Linked DNA regions of Homo sapiens: region 2 is linked to region 1. Evidence: chromatin loops called from intact Hi-C (ENCODE). Cell type or tissue: A673. All regions are shown on one strand.

What was found. A loop is a pair of places that touch in the nucleus more often than their neighbours do. Peaks named below come from ENCODE experiments on the same cell type or tissue, not always from the same donor. Only the 100,000 strongest peaks of a DNase experiment are listed, where the experiment ranks them.
Region 2: it touches region 1 in a loop (2.0-fold over the local background); 3 of 110 quality-filtered maps call a loop at or near these places.

Annotation. Positions count from the first base shown.
Region 1 is chr7:104,544,076-104,552,075 of GRCh38, forward strand. The region is part of intron 1 of LHFPL3 (LHFPL tetraspan subfamily member 3); the gene reads left to right. Among named protein-coding and RNA genes, the nearest start is that of LHFPL3, 220 kb to the left of the region's middle. RefSeq lists an enhancer at 6,051-7,250. In A673, a CTCF peak has its summit at 4,995; no DNase peak of the experiment used is centred here.
Region 2 is chr7:104,622,798-104,630,797 of GRCh38, forward strand. All of the region lies in intron 1 of LHFPL3 (LHFPL tetraspan subfamily member 3), which reads left to right. Among named protein-coding and RNA genes, the nearest start is that of LHFPL3-AS1, 180 kb to the right of the region's middle. In A673, no CTCF peak of the experiment used is centred here; a DNase peak (open chromatin) is centred at 4,934; H3K27me3 peaks cover 269 bases.

The DNA of each region.
Region 1 (8,000 bases):
TTCATTCAACTCATAAAAGTGAATGCCTGATTTTAATTATTCTAACTAACCTAGGTGCTATTCAGAGTAAATGGAATTCAGTATAATATATTCCAAATGCTTATCGTCATAAAACCTCACTAATAACTGGATTTTCAGTCCCTTTCAGTAATTATTCCAATGAATTTTAAGATTCCATTTTTAGTAAATGAAAATAACTCCAATAGTACACTCATATTCATAGGTTTTGGGGGAAAATCTGTATGGCCCCATAGCCATCTCAGGATATAAGCTAACCACTAGCACAAGACACTTTGTGTAACAAGTGGTGATTAGGCAAACACCCACATGATTATAATTTGCCTTCACAAAGACAAAAATTTGAAACATTATGGGGTTAGATGCAGTTTCATGAGACATCTGTTGTCCTCTCCCTTAGAAATGTAACATTTTCTTCTCCAGTTAATCCCAAACCTTGAAGTCATTTCTCTTTCAGTTCTTTCTAGGGCAACCAGGACTTTTCATTGAGCAGTGGTGGTGAGTGTAGCTCAGCATCAGCAAAGAGATCTCTTCCCTAAGATAGAAAGAGTCCATCCCATAGGTCAGTTCCTCTCCACTCAGCCCTTCATAGTGCATCTCTATATATCTGCAAAGATGATTTTTTTAAGAAAATGGGTGTATTTTTATATGGTAAGTAGAAAATGATTTGGGGGAAAAGGGGAATGTACAATTGTAGAATTCTTCAAAATCACAAGTCCTTTTCCTGCCCCTCACTAGAAATTGAGCTGTTACAAAGCTGACCCCGGAGAAACAAAGAAGTTATCTTTTAGCCTTTTGGAAAAGTATCTGGCTTAATTAAGAACAATGTCATTTGAGTCTCAAATTTAGGATTTTTGGATTAGGTGCATTAGATAAAACCTGACAGTTTTTTCGTAAGGATTTATGCCAAAATGGGTACTTGCACATCTCGTCTTGAATTCAAAGCTTTGTGTCTTTTCCCCTCCTAATATGCTCTCAGATCATTTTTGCCTTTGAATGTTGTCCAATTACTTATTTGGTTTGATTAGGGCCAACTGACTAACAAGAAAATCATTCCCACTTACATTATTCCTATAAAATACATGCTTCTCCACAATCACTACCTTAGTATCCTCATATTTCTCTAGCTTTGTTATATATCACTGAAGACAGGAAGGCCAAATTATCAAATAGACCTCACCATATGGCATCAGCCCAGCACAGCTTCCTGGTTGTTTCACCTCTGAATAGGCTATTCTGGACCTTCTCTCTAATGTCCACCCCTGCCAATTTCCATCTCCCAGAATCATTCCCAGGTTCCTGCACTCGTCTAGTGCTGGCCTTCAGGAAATATCCAAATTTATTACCAGGCAGATTTTCTGCATCTTTGCCCTGTTTGCTTGAATTACAGTATAAAGAAGGGCTCTGATACCACAGGGCAGTGTGAAGAAGGGCTCTGATCCTCAGAGGACAGTATGAAGAAGGGCTTTGATCCCTATGGGCTTTCCTCCAGGTGAGTTTGTTCTGATTGGCTCCAGTAGAGCACTGTGCGATCTATCACCTCCTCTTCAATTGCTATGTGCAACCCCTTGAGATGCTCCTGTGCAGAAGGTGAGAGCAGGAACGTAGTCTAGCCATTTTCATCCTTCAAACCACCAATTCCTTTCTACCATCCTTCAAAGGCTCCCATAATTGGAGCTCACTGCTTTAGCAAATCTATTTGAAAAGTTGAAGAGCAAAAAAACTGCTCTATCAGTCTTCATGGGTCAGCATCCTGCCTCCACCAAGCCTGCTTTCCAGATGGAGCATTGCACAATAGTCAAGCATCTCTCTCTTCTGCAAGGTATAGAGATGCATTTTCCCTTTCTATCTCTGCTTTTGTGAATATGTCCAGACACTAAAATTTAAAGAATTGTTGGCTGCCTATGAGCTTACTGTGAACTAAAGATCTTACAAATAATAGTTGCCAAAAAAAATGGAGGAAATTCTGGCCTGGTATCAGCAAACTAAATTTTTGTCTCAGAATCTAGTTCTGAGCTATTGAGCCATGCTGATGTAATGACATAAATAGTTTAACTAACTTTCTGACAAGACTGTATTTAGAGGATCTTTAATAGATGTATGCTGTTTGCATCCTGACTTTGAAAGAAATATCCCAGGGAAACAACCATAGAATTTGATTTAATACCTCACTTGTAGTTTGTATTTAATTGTAAATTCTAGTGGAAATACATGAATCCATAGCAATATATTTAATCTAGCACCTTCAGATCAGTTAAACTAATTTATCTTTAAAATTCCCTTGATACATAGCCAAGACTCCTTGCCAACTATTTATTAACCACACATTGTGTAGTGAAGGTTCATAAAGCACTAGATAACAAATGTAACTTTGTGGAGGGAAAAGACAAAAAGACACTCAAAAGAAAGTCAGATAATGAAACTAATACTTGGGATGAAAACTGCTCTCTTAAGGAAGGAGTCCCTCATTGTAATGTGAGTGACAGTGTTTAATTCATTGTAGTACAAATTGTTACTATTGCTAATGTTCTTAATATAGCACATTAAATTAAAGAGTCACTGTAGCTGTACAAAATCATATAGAGAGCTCACCACTTTCAATTAATTCGGGGATCCTCCCAAGGCTGCATAACTGAGCTGGGAGAGTTCTTCCTTTGTCACTGGAGACCTGGGTTGAAATCCTGGAGACCTGGGTTCAAATGGCTTGCTGTGAGAAAGTTACATGACCTTGAACATTACTCTGAGCCAGTTTTCTCTTCTGTAAAATGAGAATAATCATCTAAGCCTGTTAATGGGATTTAGGAGAAAATGTAAGGTTTCTAGCACAAATGTTAACAAGCTCTTAAGAAATAGTAGCTCAAGGCCGGGCGCGGTGGCTCACGCCTGTAATCCCAGCACTTTGGGAGGCCGAGGCGGGTGGATCATGAGGTCAGGAGATCGAGACCATCCTGGCTAACAAGGTGAAACCCCGTCTCTACTAAAAATACAAAAAATTAGCCGGGCGCGGTGGCGGGCGCCTGTAGTCCCAGCTACTCGGGAGGCTGAGGCAGGAGAATGGCGTGAACCCGGGAAGCGGAGCTTGCAGTGAGCCGAGATTGCGCCACTGCAGTCCGCAGTCCGGCCTGGGCGACAGAGCGAGACTCCGTCTCAAAAAAAAAAAAAAAAAAAAAAAAAAAAGAAATAGTAGCTCAAAATATGTATAATCAACAATAATTAATCATCCTACTTCTAAGTGGAATTAATGTATTCATCTGTCAGTGTAGATAGTTGCATTGGTTACTTCAAAACACTCGAGGGGTAGAGGGTAGTTCTTTTTCAGTAGAGCAGTATATTCCAGGGGTTGAAATCTGGGCTTGGGACCACGAGAATTATAGAGTATGAGTAATCAATAGTGATGTAGTCCAGGGTGATCCTTGAGGTTGCAGTCAATTAATATAAAAGCAGTTTTAATATAAAACTTTAATATAAAAGCAGCTTTCGTGCATGTGTATCCTATATAAGTCATGGTTGCTGATGATGGCAGAGGCAGACTGGGTTCTCCAGCTGTCCAGAGAGCCATGTTTCTGTACCCTATTCTCAGGTTTAGAAAACTTCCAGACAGCACATGAGCCCACCACTTCATGGCCCTTTCTCATAGCAAAAGGCATGAAAAATAGGAGAATGAAATAGAGATGTATGCTCTTCCAAGTTTTAGGGACCAGACAAGCTTTCAGAAGGAATATTTTGGCCATTCCCACCTCAGTTTTCGTTTACATCAAATGTGTCTAGTGAAAGGTAATATGATGACCAGCTATAGTTTCAAATTTTTAGAAAATAAAAATCTTTTCATTTGATCTCACAGTAAATATCATCAAGTACAAGTTAGATCTCACCTATTCTAAGTCTGGGAGGAAGTGGTACAATAGAACATGATTTTTCCAACATGCATCTAGGCAAATATGACAATATGCACAATTAATTAATACTTAAAGATTAAAAGCTGGATACATTTTTAAAGTGTTATCTTATCCTGATCAATATTTTTGTCTTATGTTTAAACAAAATATGAAGCAAAATGTCTGAAACCAAAATTCTTTAACCATGAAATTTTCTTTCAGATAATGAATGCAGTTTTCCTCTCTGTCTTGATTTCTTGTTTTATTTTAAACATGTGTTCTCCAGTTGCATGTGTGTACACAAGCACATAAATAGTTCTGTGTTCAATAAAATGAAAGTAAGAGAAAAAAAGTAACAAATGGAGAGTTTGAGTAAACAGCAATCCATATACATCCTAAATTGATTTTTAAAATTGGGGATTTTAAAAATTAAATGGGATAAAGTTACAGTATTTCTTACACATTCTAGATGATTTACAAAGTTTATTTGCCATCAAGTTCCACGTCTTGCAAGGAAATTAACTGGATTTCTAGCCAACAATCTGATTGGAAGATTCTTGGGATATACTTTATCCCCTTAAAATAGAGTATTATATAAACAAATACGAAATAAAGATGGAACGAAATAAAGAACTTTTTGCTGGAGAAAAATACGTTCTCTAAATACACCACTAAGAATCCCTGTCAAGGAGGGCTATAGCTTGGCCAACCCTGGATTTGTTAGCCAGCCCAGGTGAGTGTCAGGAATGAGGTACTTACCTCCCCTTTCTGTATCTTTCTATGAAAGAGACACAAAACAATGGTCCTCAATAAGTCAGAGCACAAGTACTAACAGCCAACTATGAACCAGCCTAGGGAGGATTTGAGGCAACTGCCATTGTTTCTGCCTCAAGGACCCTTCAGCCTGGCTCCCTGCACAAAACAACAGGACCACAGCTTGGTACATGTGTTTTAAATGTGTTTTGATTGAAATGTGTAGCCTCTAAGGGATTCTTTGGGCAGAATTTCAGTCAGGAAATATGTGGGAGAAATGGACATTACTTCAACTCTGAAGAATCCAGTAATTGGACTTGTGGAGAAAAGGGACCTCTACAGGTTGAGATAGGAATTTATAAAACTTGAACAGGAAGTAATGAAGGAACCTGGTACGCTGGTGGAGAAAGGAGTAAATAGCAAATATGACTTTAAAAGTAATGGGAAAGTCCACACTCCGTGCAGTAACCAGGAGGGCTGCTGAAGATTCCAGACCAGGATAGAGGCTAAGAGACTAACTTCTCTCTTCTCTCTCCATATGCACACATACATATATATATGTTCTCACGACAATCTGAGAATATATATATATATATATCAGTGTTACGCACATGGTAAATATTATTGATTAGGACAAATAATCATAATTCATTGAAATAGGGCTAAAGGAATCAGTAGCCTATTATTTTTTTGAGCTATGCTCCTTTTGGCACATGCCCTTAACCCAACACACACACACACACACACACACACACACACACACACACACTTATGTATACACTGCATTATAATTTGCTATGCACTTCCTCTACCCAAATATGTGTTGGAGTGGTAGGGACCCACAAGGGACATTTCTGTCAAGATTTTGCTTTTATAATTGGCAGATAACAAGGAGGAAGACATGAGATAAGAGAACAAAAATTATAACAACTTTGAGTAACCTTCTGAAGATATCTATTACGTGGTGAGGAACGTTTTGCTTAACATCTGTGTTCCTATATCTATCTGGGGACCTTGCTTATTTATAATTCAACTTATTATGTTGAGTGGGCACTGGGGATACATTGATGAGGGACAGAGCCCCTGTGCTCCTGAAGCTTGCAGAAGGAGGACAGAGATGTTAACCAATAAATATGATATGCTAGCTGTAATATCATAGAACTGTAAAAGGTACAGCAGAGGCCAAAGGGAAGGGGCAATTGTATTAGTCAGGGCTCTCTAGAGGAACAGAGCCAATAGGATGTGTGTACAGAGGGAGATTGATTTATTTTAAGGAATTGGCTCACACAGTTACGGAGGCTGAAAAATCCAAATCTGCAGGACGAGCCAGCAGACAAGAGACCTAGAAAAGAGTCCGTTTTGCAGATTGAACCTAAAAGTGGCCTACTGCAGAAACCCTTTTTGCTTGGAGAAGGTCAGTCTTTGTTCTACTAAGGCTTCCAAAAAATTGGATGATGCTCACCCACATTAGGAATTTGCTTTACTCAAAGTCCACCAATTTAAATAATAATCTCATCCAAAAAACACCATCACAGAAACATCCAGAATAATGCCTGACCAAATACCTGGGCACCATGGCCCAACTAGGTAGACACATAAAGTTAACCATCACAGCAGTCATTTTTGTTCTGGGGAGAAGAATAGAGAGTGGGATGGGGCTGTCAGGCGGTGGGATGATTGGAGGAAATGACAGTTCCAGGGCAAGGAGGAGACCACAGGCAATGTGGGAAAGGACACTCTGTCCAAAGGCAACCATTACATCATGAGTCATCTGAAAAGCCACAGAATACATGAGAGGAAAAAGGTGGAAGAGAAGCTGGAAATGTAATAATCGGCCAGAAAATGAAGAGCCTTGATTGCACCACAAAGGGGTTTTGGACTTTCTCCCAAAAGCCATGATGAGTCACTGGAGTTTTCAGCAGCAGAGTATCCCAGTCAATTGCGCATGTTAGGAAGGTCACCCTGACCTCTGTTCTTCCCAAACAGCATAAGATTACCAGCTCCATTGAAACCTATGAAAATGATTTGCATTTCTTAGAGAAAATATAGACTAGGGGAACATAACATCATTTTTATGATTTTAAACAGTGAGAAATTATTCTAGATTTTCCTTTAAAGTTATTTGTATAAGAAGTTATAGTTGTCCTTGATACTTCTTTTTTTCAGCCACACACTTCATAAAGAATGAAATCCCTTCAAACAATCTTCTTATCTTCCAAACAGTATGAAAGCCTCCCAAAATTTTCCAGAGCTCTCCTTGCTCTCTCTCACCAGGTTATATTTAGCTCAGCTATAGACCTTGACCTTTTCAATAGACTGCAAGACACAATGCGCTAATCAGAACATTTCTTAATAGACTTCAATGAGGTTCATGGCCCCAAACTCATCCTTGTGTACACACACACACACACACACACACTTCATGTTTGCGAGCATTTTATAAAAAAACAACTATTAAGTTGATTCAGGGGAAGATATTTTATCATTCTGCTAACAAAATGGGCTTTAAATAGGCTTTATTTCTTTGAGCTTAGGGAAAAGAATAGATTTGCATTTCTTCCTTTCTTAGGAAATTTTTCTGTTTGAATAATGTTGGCATATTTCCATTTGCTGTAAATCTTACCTTGAATAGCTCTCCGTGGGTTCTCTTTCTCTAGTATGGCTTGGTTTGCAGGCAGGATCTGTATGCAAAGACTGACATGCAGAGGTGTGGAGTGCAGTGTTCTTCTTAGGAACATGAACTCTTCCCTTTTTTTCTGCCCTTCCACCCCTCCCTTGGCTGCCTCTGCTTCTGTGGACTGACTTTGAGGTCTCTATCATGTTATCAAGGTATTTTGAACACAGAATAATTTATTCACAAATGCCTTCACTATATTATTTATTATAGTATTAATAGTAATAATAGTTACAGTGCCAGTGACAGAGTGGAAAACCAGGCATGTTCTCCTGGCCCTTGGCAACAACCACTCAAAAAGATTAGCCTAAATTTGGCCATCCTACTTAAATTAAAGATATTGGTGATTCTTAGAAATAAGAATAGAAGAAAACTAAATAATTATGGAAATGCTGGATAGTTCTCCCAGGGAGAAGCAGGAGAACGGAGGGAAAGACACCATTTGAAGCACAATCTACAAGAGGAGATCCTTATTTTTCAGCAACTTGGACATCTGGTCATTTACTTGTTTCATGGTGTGCTCTGCTTATCAGCCATCCTCTTCTCTCTAAAACTTTCAGTGTTGCGGCCTACTACCTCCAGCCTGCTTCTGTGGAGGACTACCTCAAACCTTGTTGGCCCTTGTTCAGAGAAGTGGCCTGGCTGGGTTCGATTTCATACTTATAGCTACATGCCTTGGG
Region 2 (8,000 bases), 79 kb after region 1:
GTTTTAATTTCTTGTGGGTATATACCTAGGAGTGGGATTGCTGGGCTAAATGGTAACTCTGTGTTTAGACTTTGGAGGAATTACCAGACTGTTTTCCACAGCAGCTGCACCATTTTACATTCCCAGCAGCAGTGAATGAGGGTTCCAGGTTTTATTTTTATCTGTCATTTTTATTATAGCTATCCTGGAGGATGCTCTCATTGTAATTTTTGATTTGCATTTCCCTGATGGCTAATGATGTTGAGCATCTTTTCATGTATTCATTATTTCTATATCTTCTTTAGAGAAATGCCTATTCAAGTCATTTGCCTATTTTTAAATTGTGTTATTTGATTTTTATTATTGACTTTTAAGAGTTCTAGATACTAATTTGATATCCGATTTGCAAGTATCTTCTCCACTCATGTGTTTTTGTTTTGTTTTGTTTTGTTTTTTTGCAATGCAATCTTGATATTCCTCTTTCAATCTGGGCTATGTACCATTTGAAAAAAAAAAAGGTAGCCATATTTTCTGAGTAACTTCTGATACTGAATCATAAGAGATCTTCAAAGGCTGGGTGCAGTGGCTCACGTCTGTAATCCTGGCACCTTAGAAGGCCAAGGCAGGTAGATTACTTGAGGTCAGGAGTTCGAGACCAGCCTGGCCAACATGGCGAAACCCTGTCTCTACTAAAAATACAAAAACTAGCCGGGCATGGTGGTGCATGCCTGTAGTCCCAGCTACTTGGGAGGCTGAGGCAGGAGAATCGCTTGAGCCTGGGAGGAGGAGTTTGCAGTGAGCTGAGATCACGCCTCTGCATGCCAGCCTGGGCAACAGAGTGTGAGACTCTGTCTCAAAAAACAAACAAATTGTAGATTCCACCTTCAAATTTTCAAACTTTTTCAAACATAACTACCATGCTGTGAGAAAGTCCAAACAGCCATATGCAGAGGTCCACATGAAGGAGAAGCAAGGTTCCTGGCCCACGGCTGCAGCTGAGCTTCCAGCCAAAGCCAGCATTAACTGCCAGCCATAGGAGTGAGGCCATTTTGGACCTTCCAGATATTCCAGCACCCCAAACAATGCCATGTGCCACACAAGCCCCACACAGATGAGTCCTGCCCAAATTTCTGACTTGGAATCCTGAGAAAATAAAGTGGTTTTGTTGTGAGTCACTAAGTTTTGAGGTAGTTTCACAAAGGTAAGTAACTGAAACACTGGACAAGCGACAGTGTCTAGTTCAGAAATAAAAGGTTACACTTACTGAAGAAACTTATTAAGAAGAAGACGATGTTCCTTGGTGTTGTTATTGAGATAGTAAGCATTGAATATTTTGGATATTAGAGGGTTTTTCAGGCATTCAGGAAGTAGTGACCTCTCAACTGCTGGATCACTTCTAATTTAAACCAAATATCGTGAGTTTTGACACACATACAAAACACGAGCGTCTATCTCCAAAACATTCAGGATGTAGTTTGTAGAGCTGTAGCCATGCCCAGAAACCCAGTTCTCGGCGAAGTAGTCAATATTGAGAATCAGAGGCTTCCTCTAATTCATTCCTGTGCTTTGTAAATAAAAGAGGACATGTTGAGAATCAGAAAGTTCCTCTAGAATTTCAGTTCTTCTAGTAGTTTGCCACTCAGGCACAAGCCATTTCATCTCCTTAGAACTCATTTTCCTCCCAAGCTCTACAGAGACTCATAGGATATGTGGAGGTGCTTCAGCTATAACCATAGTGGGGAAAAGGGGGTGGAACAGAAGGACAAGGTCAGTGAGTGGGCCTCCTCATCACCGTACCTTCAGCCAAAGCAGCTCTGCTTCTTAGATATAGCTCATGGGTAAGGAGGGTAATTATTTTGAACTATTATTATTTTGAAGGAATAGAGAGATGGATAGGTGGATGGATGAAGAGAAGGAGGAAGAGTAATTTTCTGTGCAGGACTATTTAGTGGTATCCTTTCAATGCAAAAAAAATAAAATAGAGAATGGCAGGTTGAGATCTATGAAAGATGTGCTTTTCTTCTTTCTCTAGTGGAAAACATGGGATGTGTCTTTGGTTTGTTATGTTTAAGAGATATTTATCTCCAGAGAATTTATTAAAGAGCAAAAGGAGAATAAATCTGAGTCCAGGTTTAAAAAGAACTTTTGAGGCATGTGGCTGTTAATCACTGAGATGGTTTATGGATAATAAACATTGTGTTTTTTCACCTCCTTAAAGACTATAAAGAAATATTAAATTACTTATACATCTTTGCACAATAGTTTAGGTGACACCTGCCTGTAGGTTATCTGCAGAGGGTCTTTCCCACTTCTAATTTATCAAAACATCTCTGCAAATCATATGCAGTTGGACAAACTCTTCACTAACATTGTCCTTGCATTCAGTGCCCACCTGGATAGTCATGCATTTATTTCAAAAGCATTAATTACATTGAACATGTTGTCCTCCTTCACCAAGCAAAACATGAAAAAAGAAGGTGTCCTTTCATTCTGAATTAATTATGACATTCATTCAAAAACAATGACTGTAATTACATTTGGCATTTTGGGTCCTATCACAGAAAACAGCCAGCTTAAACAACAAACAATTTTGCATTTTTGATCTAGGAGCAAAGTGCTGCACGCCTCAGTTCCACAATATTGGAGACAAAATCCTCCCACTCATGGGCACAAGCCCAGCAGCAGTAATAAGCATGGCACACCAGCAGGGAGAAAAGTAACACTTGGTATTTTCTATCTTCAGAGTGTCTCACATGCCTCCTTTAATTTTGTTCCTCTGTTTTTTTTTAATCATAAAGGAAAGATAAGACCATATTATCCTCTTTATCATTAGTCTTTCTGTTGAAACTAACATCACCAATCATCTGTGATGCCTATTTGTGAAGCAAACACCAGCCTCTTTTTCTCATTGGCTGCCCTCCACCTCCAAATTGCAAACAACTGGCAGTCACTAAGAGGTCAATGGCCACTTAAACTTGGAACTTCAAGGAGAAATTTTTACGAATTTTTTAACTCTTCCTTGGGGTCTTTTATGCACTGAATATGACCCTATCAACCAAATACAATGAAGGATTACCCACACAAAGATGGTAGTGTTTAAATTGTTCACATAGTACTCACATCATGAAACTTCTTCAAAGTTTCCAAAACAACACCCCTGCTAGCCAGCTGTCATCTTTCCTCCCATGGCTCTGCCAGAGCCAATTTGCCTGACAGGCCCTAATAAGTTCCACTGTCACCCTTGGCATATATTCAGTAAGAATAAACAACACAAAGTACTGTAGCCATTTCTTTCATATAAATAAGACAATGATATTATGAGAAAAACATCACTGAGCCCATGTAATTTTTTCACTTTAATCAAAGTATGTACTGGCTCCAGGGCCTAATATTTTAGACATGAGTGCCTGCTTCCTTACAAGATTGCCTTCCAGAGAGTGTGCTATGTGTGACTCATTATCAGCCCCAAAGACACTCCATGGCAGGGCTGTGAGCATCAAATTTCCTGCCTCTAGAGTCCAGCTGTTCACAGCTACAAATGTAAATATCAGAGGCAGAAAGTTTAAAACTTTCTGTATTTTTAGTTTTTCAAATAGGAATCTACAAATAAACCAAATTCCTCTGGTTTGCATTTAAGCACTTTAGCATAATTACCTCCACTCCATGCTTCATTTTTATGGCCCTCTTTATAGCAACCTGGAGTCTCCAATCCAGTGTAGAAATCCATGCAGTTTGGGGTATTTGACATATGGATGCTGGACATTGTGAGGACACAAAGGGATTTTAGATATTATGAAGAACTGGGATGACTTAGTTGGGAACATCCAGAAACCAAATTACTTAATGATGGAGCACCCTTTCTGCTGCTTTTGTAACCAAATTATAGGGTGTGGGTTGTTATGGTGATAGAACCTCTGCAGGAGGAAGTAGAAGATGTTGTAATGTTGGACAGATTTAGGGTGAGCAGGCTTATCCACAACATATTTGTGGAAGTTTTCTTCTTTGAATCAATTTAGACAAGGGTCTACTATATTTCCATGTGCTGCTGCTGTGCATCTTGAAGTCAACATCACTTGTTATTATTTTTCTCAATTGATGAATACAAAATGATATAATACAACACAATGTTTTGATATATATAGACCTTGTGGAGTGGCTAAATAAAGCTAATTAACATATCCATTACTTCTCTTACCATTTTTTTGTGGTGAGAACACTTTAAATTTTTCTTAGCAATTTTTAAGTATATAATACGTTATTATTAACTATAGCCCACATGTTTTACAGTAGATCTCTTGACCTTATTCCTCCTATCTAACCGAAATTTTATCTCCTTTGAGCAACATCTCTCCAGTTCCCACCCCCGGGCCCTGGTAACCACCATTCTATTCCCTGCTTCTATTAATTTGACTTTTCTAGATTCCACATATAATTACAATCATGCGGTATTTGACTTTCTGTGCCTGGCTTATTTCACTTAATACAGTGTCCTCCAGGTTCATTCATGTTGTTGCAAAAGGCAGAATTTCCTTCTTTTTTAAGGCTGAACAGCATTTCATTGTGTTTATATACCACATATTCTTTCTTCATTCATCCATTAATGGATGCTTAGGTTGATTCTATACCTTGGCTATTGACATTACCTGTTGTTCTTTGAAACAAACTGATCTTTCCTTTTTCTCTGTTACTTCAATTCTAACAGGCTTTGACAGTTATAGGAGAGAGTCTTCTCCAAGAAAGGTATGCAATTTCTAATTGATTATTAGTTTCAATGCATCTTTGTGTCATCCCAACAGCCCCAAAGGATTCTTACTCAGAAGTTAAAATTAGATTTCCTACTCAGCTGTTCTTACAAAACAAGGACCCTTTTAGCTTTGCTCAGCCCTCGTGAAGATACCATCCCTGTCATTATTTGTACTGAATGAGTCTCTGTATAACAAATTAGTAGAGGTTCAGCACCGGGGACAGTTCCTTGCACACTGTAGCTGCTGTGTGCTGAGAATTTGAGATTAAAACTCTGAACTTCTAAAACTTGACCTCTGATCAAACTGCCAGGCTAGACCTTCCCCAATGCAAAATCCAAATAAAGCACATCTGCCTCATTATGTGGTATTGTAGGTAGAAAACTATTGAAAAATCTAACATTCTCACCCTGCAGTTGACAGTTGCTCTTGCAATAAAGCAAATCAGAAAATATCTGTAAATATGAATTATCTGAACCAGATCTCTATAATCATTAAATGTGATAAATGTATGGCTCTTTTCATGTTGGAGCATCAGGGCTTATAGGGTCTTGGATGCCTTGGATGGAAGGACTTGGGAAGCAGGCAGAGAGGAGCACAAGTCTGAGGTATGTGGCAATGACAGCTGTTCTCATGTCCACTGAAAATCAGATACACATGGCCCATTCCTGCTCTACATCAGTGCTGATAATTCTGCATGGATATGGAATTTAATTAGAGGTAATTTTGTATTAGGAACATTACCAAGCAAGCCTTGAATAGAATGGTATTTAATTGCTGCAGCTACTACCCTAGGCTAAGCTTTCCCTACGTCACTGCCATATTCAGCTAAGATAGCACAACAGAAATCAAAATACAGCACTGCCCTGACATACATAATCCTCAGATACTGGCAAATAAAGTTGTAGAACTCGCCAAGCAACAGAAGTCAAATGCTCAGTGATTTTTTTTATCTGATGATGTACTAAGAATCTTTCTATATTTACAAAGTATCTCTTGTGTAGATATCAGTGATGACATAGATAATATTTAGTTTGAGTCTATGTTGTTGGAATACTAAATTTGGGTGACAAATCTTCCCTTGTTGTCCTATCAGGTAAAATTTTCAAGTAGATTTTGCATGTGCAGAATGGCTGGATTATTTGCAACCAGTAGCATTCATATTACTGGGATTCCCTAGAGCTAAATTTAAGCTTTTTCTGTTAAAAATAAGTGTACCATTTTCATAGAACTTTTCTATATAATTTTAACTAACGTTTGGTTCCTTTTTCAAAGAAATTAAGAACTGACTCCGATTCTCCTCTCATTGAGTGCCTTTGGACATTTAGGCTATAATTTTTGGAGGCCACATTGTAAATGGTAATGTGTTCTGATATTAGATATGAAACAGGCTTCTCAAACCCAAGAAATGAATGATTTGCCTCAGCACTGGTCCTATCAAACATTAACTTAAAATGCCTTGGAAAAATTATTTGCCTAAATGTCTGAAAATATTGCTAAAAAAATACCATGTTGCTTTCTGTTCAAATCAATTTTGTTTGGATATTATTCCTTTTGTATAACTACAATATGACTATTTAAGAAACCAAAAATATCTTATGTGTGTTACCAGCTGATGATTAAATAAGTCCTGTTGTTCTTTATAGTGTCAGGGTTCTCCCACATTTCTTCTGATGTATGAGACCTCTCTCACTCACTGTCCCTTGTATTCACAGAAGGATGCTGCTGACATCACGGGTGTTCATATTCTTTAGCATGGGGATAAAGATGGACGGGGGATCAGCAGCTCATTGCATCTATGCATACCTTCTGGAAAGTTGGCTACTAGATTGGCCACTGTTCATGATTCTGTTACTTTACTCTCCAGAATTTGTGGTCCCACAGTTCAAAATTATTTACTTTGTTTCTGAGGGCTACAAGCCAGTGTTGATCACCTTGCAGTATTTATAGAGTAGGTAGCAGCACCTTCTATCTTCCTCAAGAAGTCCACATTTCTCTTGATGCCCTTTTCACCCGGAAATGGAAGCTGGTTAGCAGGCCTTCTGTTATCTGTCATTTGTTTCCAACCCTGCAGAGCTAATGCTACACCAAGCCTGGCTTCAGTGCAGATAGAGTGTCTGTGTTCCAGCTCACTGCTCATGATGCAGACTTGCCAACTGATGCATACAAAGTGTTGAGAAAACTATTTAAGATTCTACTTACAGTAACTGGCCAGTGTGTGTGTCAGTCATATTGGCCCTTAAACATGGCCCTGGGCTGTAACCTTTAGCTGACTCTTCAGCTTGACACAATGTTGCAGCCACATTGGATGGGATTCACTTCTGACCACCATACTACCCTTAAGTGTGAAATGCACCAACCATGTGCATTTTTTAATGTTATATATGCCTCAAGGGTATGGATAATTTCTTTGTGCACTTTTCTTCTGCAGCAGATGTCAGCACATCATTTGTCAAAAATCACTGACAAAGAGCTAAAAGTTCCAGCTGTCCCTAGTCATTCAGTTAGCTCCAATAAGCAAGAAGCCTCTGATAAGCATAGTACCAGGTCCCTCAAGAAAGAAATATAGGAGAAATAAAAGAGAAAGTCCTTGCTTTTGAGGAGTTTGTGACTTAATGGCAGGGAGGAGTCTCAACAGTCTTATTGAAGAGATTTCAAGTATTTAAAATGTATATTTTATATTGCATGTGTGCACTAAGATCATAGAAGTGCTGGGGGCACATACAGGACAAATGAACAAATAGTGTGTGAGAAGGTCTAGAGAGATTTTTCAAAGAACTTGAATGGTGAGCTGGGTTTATAAGGAGTTAGGACTGGTTTACAGAAGGAAATAAACATGGAATTAAGAGGTAATTGCATAGGAAAAAATGAATGGGTGGATGTGAGAATATAGGTCACCTTGTGCAGGGTAGCGTGCAGATTTGGCTGGAATAAAAAGTACTGACAAGAAAAAAAATATGAAAAGTGGGATTTCTGAAATGGTGAAGCTGCATAGAGACCATTGACAGGAGGCCTGAAATACCAGGCACAGGAGTTGGATTTAATAACTTAGCACCATGTGATCCAAGGCAGGAGACAGCTCCATTGTTTTGTTTTGCATTTTTTAGGTATTGAGATATTTACTTACCTGATCTTTACAAGCTGGAACCAGTTCTCTCTCATGGCCCTTGTATATCAGTCAAGGTCCAATTATAGCAGAAAAACACACAGTAGCTTGACCAGGGAAGGTTGGATATAAATAATTATTATTTATAAGAGGACACTGGAGCAACAGATTAG